2 separate regions of the Homo sapiens genome follow, and region 1 is linked to region 2. A link is a contact called in ENCODE Hi-C or POLR2A ChIA-PET data. All regions are on one chromosome and are shown on one strand. Each heading gives the region's core, a stretch centred on a gene start or an enhancer-like site at or near the end of the contact. The rest is flanking DNA. Distances are from core to core; before and after follow the strand shown.

Evidence for each region. A loop is a pair of places that touch in the nucleus more often than their neighbours do. ChIA-PET counts read pairs that join two places held with the same protein, here RNA polymerase II (POLR2A). Pooled maps may share reads with other maps.
Region 1: a loop to region 2 is called in a map of PC-9, with 7 times the contacts of the local background. The contact joins two enhancer-like sites. A Hi-C loop is called at or near these places in 3 of 168 maps with a recorded cell type or tissue (IMR-90, PC-3 and PC-9) and 2 of 50 pooled maps. POLR2A ChIA-PET finds 5 or more read pairs at or near these places in 1 of 52 experiments (BJ).

The regions. Positions count from the first base shown.
Region 1 is chr17:71,437,595-71,443,657 of GRCh38, reverse strand. No RefSeq gene overlaps it. Among named protein-coding and RNA genes, the nearest start is that of CASC17, 240 kb to the right of the region's middle. Within about 2 kb of position 4,722, at least 3 of the 41 ENCODE cell types and tissues checked have a DNase peak (open chromatin) inside an H3K27ac peak, as active enhancers do; they include PC-3 and PC-9, where a contact is called at or near this core.
Region 2 is chr17:71,185,250-71,192,010 of GRCh38, reverse strand. CASC17 (cancer susceptibility 17) reads left to right here. Exons shown (of 4, transcript NR_104152.1): 2 at 6,356-6,415. Among named protein-coding and RNA genes, the nearest start is that of CASC17, 14 kb to the left of the region's middle. Within about 2 kb of position 3,035, at least 3 of the 41 ENCODE cell types and tissues checked have a DNase peak (open chromatin) inside an H3K27ac peak, as active enhancers do; they include PC-3 and PC-9, where a contact is called at or near this core.

The sequences.
Region 1 (6,063 bases), core at 3,473-5,972, 250 kb before region 2:
TTTTAAGTCCTGAAAATAAACTCCTATTGGGTGTTGGGGGAGCAGGGATAGGAATAGATAAAAGTTCTAAAGCTCATATTAGTGATAAGCCCTAACTGAGGATGAAGATGAAGGTGATAAAGACCAATTTTGGGATGATCACTATATGTCAGCCATCATCCTATGTTCTCTACATACCTTGACTCACTTAATTTTCACAACAACCCCATGAGGTATCTATTCTTAATTAATCAGTTAAGAGAAGTCAATTCATTTGTCCATGGGAACGTGTGCATATGTGTCTATCTGAAACCACATTTTCACCCTTCGCCACTAAGTGCTGAATTGTGCTCTTTACATGTGAGTAATAATATAGTGTTGCTTAATTTAGCAATGGCTTGTGATTTCAGAGACATCCCTATGAACACTTGATCGTTTCTGGGTAGTGTGACACTACCATCAAAATCAGCAGAGACTATCATGTACTTGGCCTTAATGGATGCCAGGCCTTAACTCAGAAAATAGTTGTGGAAGGAAAATCTGTGAAATTAATTATTCTGGCTTAAACTTTGGCCTGTCCTTTTATTAAATAACATATAATAAATATAATAATAAATATATAGGTAGTGAGTGCAGGCTGGGCATATGTTTAATTTGTTTTGCTTTTTAATTTTTTTTTTTTTTTTGGACAGAGTTTCGCTCTTGTCACCCAGGCTGGAGTGCAATGGTGTGATCTTGGCTCACTGCAGCCTCCGGCTCCCAGGTTCAAGCGATTCTCCTGCCTCAGCCTCCCAAGTAGCCAGGATTACAGGTGCCCACCACCACACCTGGCTAATTTTTGTATTTTTAGTAGAGACAGGGTTTCACCATGTTTGCCATGCTGGTCTTGAACTCCTGACCTCAGGTGATCACCCATCTTGGCCTCCCAGAGCGCTGAGATTACAGGAGTGAGCCACCATGCCTGGCCTGCTTTTTATTTTTTATATGCTGATGTCTCCATTTACTTGTGAGACAGAAAGGAAAACACTGGAGAAAAAGTGGTCATATACAACTGGGGACACAGGAATGAGTCAATAAAATGGTGGGCAAAATGCTTATGACAGAATTTTTATACTTCTTTTTATGGAGGAATTAAGAGAACAAAAGCCAATAAATTCAAAGTATAGAATTTCTAACTAAGAAGTGGAAGGCAGAAAAGAATGGAATTTAAGCATCCTCTACGTTACATCTACTTTAAATATAAGCTTTGTCATCTTGTCAATACCTTTACCAGGCTGATATTGTTAACTCATTTTATAGTCACAGACATTGAGGATCAAGTTTACGTAAGTTGTCTAATGTTGCGTTGCTAGTAAGCGAGAGATATTTCAGATTCAAAAGCTTGATCTTCCCGGTTGTAAAACCCGTGATCAGTTTAGCACTCCAGTTATGTTTAGCACTCCCATTCAGCAAACATTTTAAAGCATGTCTTACATGTAAAGCATATCTTTACATGTGTGTAAAGTGCTGCTCTTTGGAGGAAATTGCCTATCATCAGAAAAAAAAAAATTTAAAGTGAGATTGTCATTCTGTTTGGAAGATTTGAGTACTCATTTGTTGAGTTTGGGGGGTGTAAAAAATGGCTTCTGGAGAGAACTTTTAGATCTCTCCATGGTTTTGATTCTGATTAGGAATCTAGTGCTGAGACTTGACATCGTAGTGGCTTAAACAACAGAAGCTTCTTTTTCCTTCTAAAACAAAAGCAGTCTAGCAGTAGGTAGACTAGAGATCACATTGTATGAGAGAAGCAACAGAAGCATGGCTTCTCCCATTTGATCTTTCTGCTCTTTCATCTTTATAGAGTGAGGCTTCCATCCTTATGCTCATTTCACACCTCACACTCCAAGGGGATTGTAGGAGTTCTAGCCATTGGGTCATCCCTCTAGGCAGGAAATAGAAGAAAGTTTGAGAAGGTGACTATCTTTCCCTCTTTTAGGAGTCTTTCTCAAAAATCCCACATACAAATTTCAAATTACATCTTACCAGCCACTCTTAGCAATAAGAAAGTTTGCAAATAAAGTCTTCTGGCTGGGCACATTGCCACGTGGATTAAATTTGGGGTTCTATTACTTAGAAAGAATGGGATAATGGATATTGGATAAGCTACTTGAAGTATTAACCACAATTAGCTAATCAGGTACTCACTCCCAGTGGCAGGACTTCCAATATAAATTCATTAAAATAACATCCTCATTGCTGTGTGTGGTCTGGGATCATTAACAAATAATTGGATCAGCTGCCCACTCAAGGGAGAAGCCATGGAAGGTAAGGAGAGTGTGTGCTTGAGAGTCATGCAGTCTGAGGACGGTCGCCATGGATGGGGAAAAGAAGGAATGAGTCACAAGTCTTAACAGAGCTTAGTCACTGCCCTTGTGGATCTGTATAAACCACGTACAAGCCAACCAGGAGAGAGACAGCTACGTGAAGCTACATTCTTTGCTGGCTTCAAATCCGAGACAGGAGTCCCCACCCAGGCATCGTTCTAGTGCTTGTATAAATTAATGGGATTTAAAAATATTTATCTTCTTATGAGCAAACACCTACGTGATACTAGGACTAGAAGAAACCCAGGGCGATTTTCTAGTGGAAGCAAAAGCTACATCTATCAGCGCCCAGGTAGCTTTTCAAAGTAGGTGTTCGGTCAATCACCTCCGGTGTTTGGACTTAGTAAAACGATTTAAGAGTTTTATCCACCTACCCTTGAGTTAGTTTTAACAACCCCAGAGATTTTTCTGTCTTTCTCTTCCCCGACTCCTACTTCCTTCCAGGGTTTGTGACAGTCTAGCTAGAGGCAGAGGCGTGGCTTGGATTTTCATCCCGCTGCCTCCCTTCCAATCAGCCATGTCATGGTGGAATTTTTATTGGTCATAAATTTTTTTACTGGCTAGATTAATGTGATTGAAAGCATCACACCCAGTAAATAGCGTCTGCTATTTGCTTTAGCAATACCTATGGAAAAGGGCAACTTGGGACCCCGGCACCGTGGAGCTGGTGAAACCATTGGCTGTGCACAGCGCGTTGGGGGCCCCTTTGACTGATGACCAGAAGTTGCTCTTAGAGGGAGGTCCGCCCAGCAAGAGGCTCCATTGGTGCATGCCACTGCCATGTGTAGCCATGATTCACTTCACTGACTATCAAAGCTTTCTACAACTTTGCTTGCTGACTTTTGACCAGAGGTTCCCTTTCAACACGAGGAAAATCTGCCTAGAGAGAGAGAGAGAAAGAAAGAACATTACGGGGAAATAAATGGCAGCCCTGTTTCTGGCGGTCTCGGTTTTATGGCCCGAGGAGCCTCGCTTGGAGGCTGCCCTGGGGTGCTGCCCAGTGAATGTGTATTGTGGCATTTTATGAAGCATGGTTTATATCAGCATGGATTATTATAACAACAACAAGGGGGATATTTAATAAAACCTTGTTTGATGGCAAAGGCTGCCATACAAAACACTTCTCCTAGGCCAGAGAAATGAGTGGAGTGTTTATAGAAGCACTACCCTCAGAAATCTACGTTCACAGAAAACCGTTTTCTGAGACAGGTTTTGAAAGAAGGTGTGGATTCTGCAAGCCTTTGGTCTCCATCTGTTTTCTCCCCTCTGACCCTTGGTTGTTTGACTACATGGTCATGACCCTACGTTGAGTGGGGTAGATGGTCTGTGAAGATGTTCATGCAGCTTCATCTTCATGCCTCCCAGCAGTGCCTAAAGCTCTCCTGCTCCTTCCTTCCTGGAAGAAATGCCAGAATCTCACTTCTTAAAAAAAAAAAAAAAAAAAAAAAAAAACATAAAAGAGAAACACAAACAGAGAATGAGCCAGATTGCTGAGGGGGATCAAGGAATGAAATACAGACTCAAAAGCTGCATAGACTCAGAAACCCCAAAACTTTCCCAAAACCCAACCTGGAACATTTATCTTCCTGACTTTCTTTAGTCTCAGGCCAGTTTTTAACCATTAGACGACTTACAATTATAATGTTGACAATGCTTAGGTTAGAGGTGGCTGCAGGGAATTCTCTTTCTAAATTCAGTTGCTTGGGTAGGTGGTGTTGGCAAGACTGTCTTGTCTTTTGGTGCCAACTCCGAAGTACCAGAATGCCATTCCTGAGCTGGAGTTCTACGAATCATGGTCTGGAGATGAAAACTGGGAAGACAAAGGGAGCCTGAAGAGGGGATGATGTGGAAAGACTAAAAGAGTGGTGAAGAGAGGAGAGAAAAGAGAGGAGTCATGAAAGATATAAGAACAAGGAACAGACAGTTGTTTGCAAAATAGAATGAGGGGCAGAAGGAAATGACAGGGAAATAAGGAGCAAGTCTCTGGAAAATATATCTAAAAACAAAATACATCTTTTATTTGAAATTATGAAGTTGATTTCATAAAGCTTTCTAATAGTTTTGAAATATCTGGCTTGTGTTTACTCCTAGTTCCCTCTTCTTCCATTGTCATGAACCAAATCCTACCTAGCCCAGAGACTTCGTGAGCTCTCAGCTTGTGTTTGTCAACAGGAAGCGCTATACAACAGCAATGGGCATTTCTGGTGTATTGATAGAGGGGAAAAGGCCTTGGTGAATCACAGAAATAGCCTTTTACATGAAACACCATCCAGATCACTACCAGCCAGTGGCTGTAATCTCAGCTGAATGTGCAGTGTTTATTTTTCCAAGAATGGGGCCTTCTATGACTCATGGTACTCAGATGCTACTTACTAATGGGCCCTTGTACAAGTCAAGAATGTGACACATGGCGAGACACGCAGCTTAACAATCACAAACAACAGCACAGTTAATGGGGGGTGAAGCTTCAGTGACATGTGTCACACCAAAGAGCCGACTCGTCTTGTTCCCTGAGGCCACAGATGAAGGGTCTCTGGATTGTGTAATAATGATAAAATATTGCCATCTGTTGGCATCCTGTGTAAGCAGGCTCTGACATACATAACATTGATGTTTTTCCAGACTGCCTCTCACATTTCTCCAGGGAGAGGATGTGTGAAAAGCATGGGGGAAAAGAGCAGAACATGCAGCCTGACCTTATAGGAAGAGAAAAATAACAACATTCTGAAAGTTCAAACTGGGAAGACAACAGACTACATTGCGTTGGTCCAACTCTTTACCTCTAGTCATGGGAGTAGCTAAACCAACCACAGGTTGCTGACACTCAACTAATCAGATTATAAGAGTTTGCTTCAGGTATGCTGTCAAATGTTCTTGAGGGTATGTATTCCTCCTCACGATGGATTCAGAGAGGTTTTGATCCAGGAGGACCATTATTTATTGTCTGAGTTAAAGGCAGGGATGTTGGGCTATAAAAATCACACATGGTATGCACAAAGCGGCAAACTGCAATGATCTAAAATATCCCCTACTGTACTTATTCATTCTATCTAATAAACATCCAGAATTCCAGATAAATGTGACAAAATTGCTTTTAGTTTTTTCCTTTGGCTAAACTTGTAAAATAGAGATTGAAAGGAAACTGAAAACCAGTGTGATAAGCATGTGATTCTTCAGAAGCCTGAGGAGGCAATTACCACACCTGACAACACAGAACTTGGGTTAGGATACCTATTCAGGGACCGCATAATGCAGTGGATTAAAATTGAAATCGCTACATAATATTGGGACCCTTGGAGGGCAGCAACCTCAGAAGAAGGTGGTGGTAGGGGAACAATTTACAACACAAAGAATCTTGTATATATTTGCCAGACCTCTGGCTGAAAAAAAAAATCTTCTGATGGAACCACCATCAGAAATGTAAAGGATTTTACAAATTCAAAGTTAACATTAATACTATTTTCATATTTCAAGAACTCCAAATCCAGAAAATTTACAGTAAAACTATCAGGGCCAGTGGCCACTGGGATGATATCACTGTGGTGTGTCCCAGAAGTGAGCCCCAAATTGTTCTAGAACAATTTTCCTACAAAGCAACCCCACACGGAAGTCTCAGTATAAAGAGAAAGAAAAAAAGACAGGAAGAAAAAAAAAGAGGGTTTTGATTTGCATGACAAGTTAATGGGTGCAGCAAACCAACATGGCACGTGTATACATATGT
Region 2 (6,761 bases), core at 1,786-4,285:
CCCACAACACACAGGTGCAGATCAAGTGCTATAGTTTTCCCCCTTATTCTTGAATTGGAAGAAAATTATGAGGAAGTATTTAGTGAATTGGAGAAGGCCCAAAAGCTGGCGGGAAAGCTGGGCCATGACACCCAGATTATCATTGCCAGTGAAACCAACCTTGGTGGAATCATCTCATTTGTGCTCCAGAGTTAGACGGCAAAGGCAGTGAAGGCAGAAGAGCCTGGTTATGGACCAGAGATGAATGGGAGGCGTCTGATTCAGGATATGCAGAAAATCCAACAGCTCTGTTCTATCAATACGAAGAAGAGACCAAGATGTTGCTGAAGGAAATATCCTAGCCACTTGGAATGATGCTATCAGAAGAAGTAAAAAAATGATCCTGTATTGCACATTTGAAGTAGGATATTAAGTACAGTAAGAGTGAATAAGTTGAGAATACATTTACAATTTAGTTTTGTAAGCAAATGGTGTTCTCATGATAATTTTTGTGGTTCTTTTAATATTTAATTTTACTTTTCACATTTAATTTTTCTTAGTATTGGCGACAAATTGTCATAAGCAGTCAACGTTTTAGTCTGGTCTTTCTTTCTAGCCTTTCCACTGTCTTTTTCTCCATGTCGCTTTGCGAACAGAGGCTGCAGTTTTGAGGGGTTTGGAAAGTTGATGATAATAACCTAGCCGAGGGGATATATATAAAAATAATCCTGGAAAGATGAATGTGCAAAGATGTTTATGACAACCTGATAGTGAAAAATTGGAAATGTTTTAAAGTTGAATTGCTGGAGATATGTCAAATAAATCATAGTACAGTTAAATAGAGCAACACTCTGCAGCTATTTAAAACAGTGAGGTAGAGCAACATGCATAGATATGGGAATGCACTTAAATCACATTTTAATTTAGCATAGGTTTGAGTATTTTTGAAAAAAAAATAACCAAAATGTTTATAGTATCACATTTCCTGGTGGTAGAATTATGAGTGACTACAAAACTGGCCACAAATTCTTCCAATGTGCGTCCTTCTATCAAATATTGGAATCTGTTTCTCTATTCCTTGAATCTGGGTTGCCCAAGTGAATGGGTTTTCCAATAGACTGTTGGCACCAGGGACACAATCAGAGGCTTGAAAAGAGCTTGTACGTTGGAACTTGCCTTCTTGCTTCTCCTGGGAACCCTGCTACTGCCACCATGAGAATGAAGCTGGACAAGCCTAATGGAGAATGAGACACTTATGGACCAGCCACCTCTAAACAGTCCCCAGAAATGGTGCCACCTAACTTCATAGCAGTAGAAAAATCTCTCAAGTGAGTCCAGCCTAAATTTCTGACCTATGGAAAAGCAAGCTAAATAAATAATTGCTATTATTTTAAGCCATAAAATTTTGGGATGGTGTGTTATGCAGGAAAACTAATGAAATGCCTATATGTGTGCATGTGTGTTTGAGTGTTTATGTGCATACACATGTTTCTGAAAGGATATAAACCAAAATGTTAGGAGTATTTTTCCATTATCCTAGGTAGTGAAAATATGGGTAAATTTTACTCTTCTCTATCTGGGCTTTCTACCTCCCTCCTTCAATAATCAGAGTTTACCCATGTGATTAAAAACAAAAAATTTTTTTTTTTTAAGAAAAAAACTAAAATTGGAACAATTGCCTTAGGAAAAGGAAGACTGATTAACATGGGTTTTTTTTAAGTATTTCCAAAATGCTTTTTCTTGATAGTCTTATTATACGCTGGCAGATGTTATTGTTTAAAGCATAGGAAAAAATAGATGCTGAGCCTACAGTAGTGCCAATTAAGTTTCTCTCTATGACTACGTCTCTTTATCTCTTTGCCTTCTTTACAACAATGAGAAAAATAAAAAACTAAGATGCCTAACACAAATGATGTTCTATAAGTGTCGATGCTCATATTTCTCATGCTTTGGTTTTGAACAATCATTTATTAAACATAAAACAAAAGTGAGAAAGAGTGAAAATGAAAAGCAATTTGATGCCTGATGGGCTTGATACCAGAATGATAACATAGGTGACTGGAGAAGGTAATGGAACATGAAGTGATATGGTTTAGATCCGTGTCCCCACCCAAATCCCATGTTCAATCGTAATCCCCTATGTTAGAGGTGGGGCCTGGTAGAAGGTGATTGTATCATGGGGGTGGACCCTTCATGAATGGTTTAGCACCATCCCCTCAGTGCCGTTCTTATGACGGTGAGTGAGTGAGTTCTCATGAGATCTGATTGTTTAAAAGTGTGAGGCACTTCCCCCCTCTCTCTTCCTCCTTCCCCGGCCATGTAAGATACCTGCTTTCCCTTTGCCTTCTGCCATGTTTGTAAGTTTCCTGGGATGCCCCAGAAGCAGAAACCACTATACTTCCTGTACAGCCTGCAGAACCATGAGCCAATTAATCCTCTCTTCTTTCTAAATTACCCAGTCTCAGATATTTCTTTGTATTTAGCAGCGTGAGAATAGACTAATACACTAGGCAATGGGTTAAGTGGTGAAAGAAATTTTCAGAAGCAGAAGGGACACTTGCCAGATAAGAACTGGGTAGACTTCTTTTGCACTGGGCCTTGAAAATGGATGTAAAGCTTATTACACTCATCACATTTTTTAAGGATGAGAGAGAATAAAGAAACCACAATAGAAACTCCAAGTGGCCTACCAGTGAACCACAAATATCTTCTGAGTGAATAAGTATTCACTTTTATACTTTACACAGTCTGATTATGACTGTGTTTTTTAAATTCCCTGAAGATTTGCTATCTCATTCTTCTTGCAAGCTTGATTTGTATCTTGAATGTCCAATTGCTACTTTACAGGCTGGATTATCAGCTCGTTGAGGAATAGTCCCTTCCCAAGGTAATTTTGAACAGATTTCTTCACTTCTGCCTGAACCCTATTTTTGTATTATCCATGAGGCTTAATCTTCAATTTATATAGAATATGTAGACTCTTTCAGAGTTTAGGAATGCACACTTACCAGGTGCAGGAGGCTGAGTCATTTGCAAAAAGATTGAGCCTAACAGAGAACATCCAGTAATTATTGTGTGGATAAGAGCTGAGGGCAAATCTAGCCTGTGCGGTTGGTTTTTCAAATCCTATTCTTAAATCTCACAGTTAACATTTCTACTTCTTATTTTGGTTATTAGGCCAGTATTGGGGGTTGGAGTATAGGTTCATTGAGCCAACTACTGTATGCTGCTCTGCTGGGAACATCTTGAAGATTTCATTGCATATACCTCTTATGTCACGGTGTTTGTTTTTCAAACAATTTGACATTTTAAGCCTTCAGCAGCCTGGAAAGTTTGCCTTCCAGATGCAATTTCTCTGAACGCCAATTTCCATGTGGTCAATTTCTGCCCCCCTTTCAAACTGTGGGACAAATCCAAATCCCTAGCTGACCATGCTGACTGTCTCTGAAATGCAATTGCCTATCAGGGTTTCACCCAGAGACCACCAAAGACAGTTTTCCACAAACTCACCTAGCCAGGCTGGTGGTGTCTAAAGGCTCAGCCAACAGTGAAACCTCACTTATTTTCTTACTGGTACCAAGCCTTTTTATTCCCCCTCAATGTCATATAGGATCCATCTTCGTAGGCTGGCACATCAATCTTTTAGTTCTTGGTTTATTTCTTTTGAACATGGAAAACACTAACTTACCACAAGAAATATCTCCCATGCTGTAGACATTAGGTTTCTGGAATCATATACTTCATGCTGTTGTTGTTGTTGTAATTTTATCATGATTTTCAAAGACATTCTGTTTCCTATACTGCTTGCTAATAAGGGAAATTTAATTCAGAACTAGGTGAACAACGAAGTCAAATTTACTCAGATGCAAAATGGGCATAACATAGTACGTGCTGAAAATGTATAGAGAAAGAAAGTAGGTTATTGGTTGCTTGGAGCTGGAAGTGAGGATGTACCTTGATTATAAAGGTCATGCATGATCTTACCAGGGTGATGAAAATGTTCTAAAACCATATATTATGCTGATGGTTGTACACAGTGCAGTAAATTTGCTAAAATCATTAAGTCGTACATTTAAAATGGGTAAATGTTTAGGTATATACATTATACCTTAATAAAATCATTTCATAAAGGGAAAGTTGTACCTGCATAAGATTCTTTTGATAATTAATCAAAATTGTCTATGGAAAATATCTTCTGGGCTTCAGCAAGTACCCAGTAATCTTAACCAAAATCAGTACCATGTTAATAGCAATAAAAGTCATAAAAGTATTAATAGTCCATAAAAGTCAACTCATTTTCAAGATTCCTCTGGCCCTTTGGCAACTATACGTCACACATGCATACTCACACTTACACATACCTTGACCTGTAGATGTGATTCATTTAGGTGCTCTTGGAGTTTAACTTGTTCTCAGCTGTCATCTCTGTTATCTGCTTTCTTATCACACAGTCTAGCACCAAAAGTCTATTATTGGAATGAAAAGGCTTCAATTTCTTCCTTTTAATCTGTGATGGTTAATATTGTATCAACTTGATTGGACTGAAGGATGCAAAGTATTGTTCCTGGGTGTGTTTGTGAGGGTGTTGTCAAAAAAGATTAACATTTGAGTCAGCGGACTGGGAAACGCAGACCCACCCTCATCAGTCAGGGTGGGCACCATCTAATCAGCTGCCAGTGCTGCGAGGATACAAGCAGGCAGAGGAGCGTGGAAGGACTAGACTGGCTTAGCCTTCCGGCCTCCGTTTTTATCCCGTGCTGGATGCTTCCTGCCCTTGAACATTTGACTCCAAGTTCTTCAACTTGGTCCAAGGGACTCTTGGACCTTCAACCACAGACTGAAGGCTGCACTGTCAGCTTCCCTACTTTTGGGGTTTTGGGACTCAGGCTGTCTTCCTTGGTCCTCAGCTTGCGGATGACCTATTGTGGGACCTCACCTTGTGATCGTCTGAGTCAATACTCCTTAATACACTCCCCTTTAGATATACATCTATCCTATTAGTTCTGTCCCTCTAGAGAACTCTGACTAACACATAAACCAAATCTTATCTCTTCAAGAATTGTGCATGATTTTTGCTAGACTCAGTCACCATTTTACCAACATACTTTAAAAGATGAGCGGCCCCTCTAGGTTATTTTTCTCACACTCAAAGCTTCAAAGATTTTCATAGCTTTAAACTCCACAAATGCGAAAGTGGATTTCTCTTCATTTCACCTATCCCAATGTTTATTAATATTTTTTTCTCCAGAGACCTCAGAATTATCTTTGACTTGTTTCTTGCTCCTGACTTACAGAAAGTCCCACAAACCCATTAAGTTTGCTCTTGAATGACTCTCTGTCTCCCTTTTGACTCCTTCCCCACTCTGTTTTTTTAACATCTTGTGTAAGGGTGATAGTGAGAAGAAAATGCTAATTTCATTGCTCTACCAATTTTGTCTACAATATCCTGATTCCCTTGCCAGATTAATGCTCCTAAATGACAGACTTTTGTCATCTTTCTTCTTCTCATTAACCTTACTTATTCAGTATTGTACTCAATCTACATTTATTAAAAAATGTTAAATCTAAAAACAAAGTCTGAAAACCCTCTTTCTCTCTCTCTCTCTCTCTCTGTGTGTGTGTGTGTGTGTGTGTGTGTGTGTGTGTGTGTGTGTTTGTTAATGTGCAGGTATACAATATTTCATCCCTCCCTCAAAACTCAGAGTTCACCATAGTAAGGTAGAGAACCTGAGACATCTGTGGTAAAGAGACGCTTTACATGCAGTTTCATACAGAATTTATTACGGTGTTTTGAACACAGAATACTTTAAAAGCATCTTCAGAATCATCTTGTGCAGGACTGTAGAGTGAAATATTAGGCTAAAAATTATTATCTAGGCTGGGCACGGTGGCTCATGCCTGTAATCCCAGCACTTTGGGAGGCCGAGGCAAGCAGATCACTTGAGGTCAGGAGTTCAAGACCAGCCTGGTTAACATGGTGAAACCCTGTCTCTACTAAAAATATAAAAATTTTCCAGATCTGGTGGTGGGTGCCTGAAATCCCAGCTGCTTGGGAGGTTGAGGCAAGAGAATCATTTGAACCCAGGAGGTGGAGGTTGCAGTGAGCAGAGATCATGCCACTGCACTCCAGCCTGGGCAACAGAGTGAGACTCCATCTCATACCCCCACGCAAATTATCTAAATATGAGACTCAGTAGGTGAGGAAAATGATTAATTTGACTTTTCTCTATCCCAAAGTGGAAGAATTTTGGTTCACCTCATTCAAATTTGCCCCTGTCCCTAACAGGTTTAAGTCTTTCGCCCTTATTCAGCTTGGTTGCATATTTTTTGGAAGTTTTATTTCCTTCTCATCTTTTGTGTCCTTGAATCATTTCAGGACATTTCCCTGAGGAGGTGGCTATGATGGTAGAACTTACAAGACTTCAGTGGACATAAGGTAAGTATTTTTTCAAATGATTGTTCAAAATTGATTTTTCCAAATGATTGTTCAAAAATGAGCCCAGGTAATCATGCCGGAGTGTGGTAATACAAATACAGAAAATTTCATTTTTGACCAGAGATCCACTCACTTTTTCTAGGTTGGCTACAGATAGCTTAAATTTTAATTAAGTTAAAATTTAACTTAAGTGTCTGCTCTACGCCCATTCATATTATGAAGGTAGCATCAATTGTGTAAATACGTGCAGCCAAGGCCAGGTATTGGCCAGATCACTGATGGAATAAAGTGATATCTCACACTGAAAGCAAGACGTCATTACTACTTAATCTTTCTAGGAAAACAG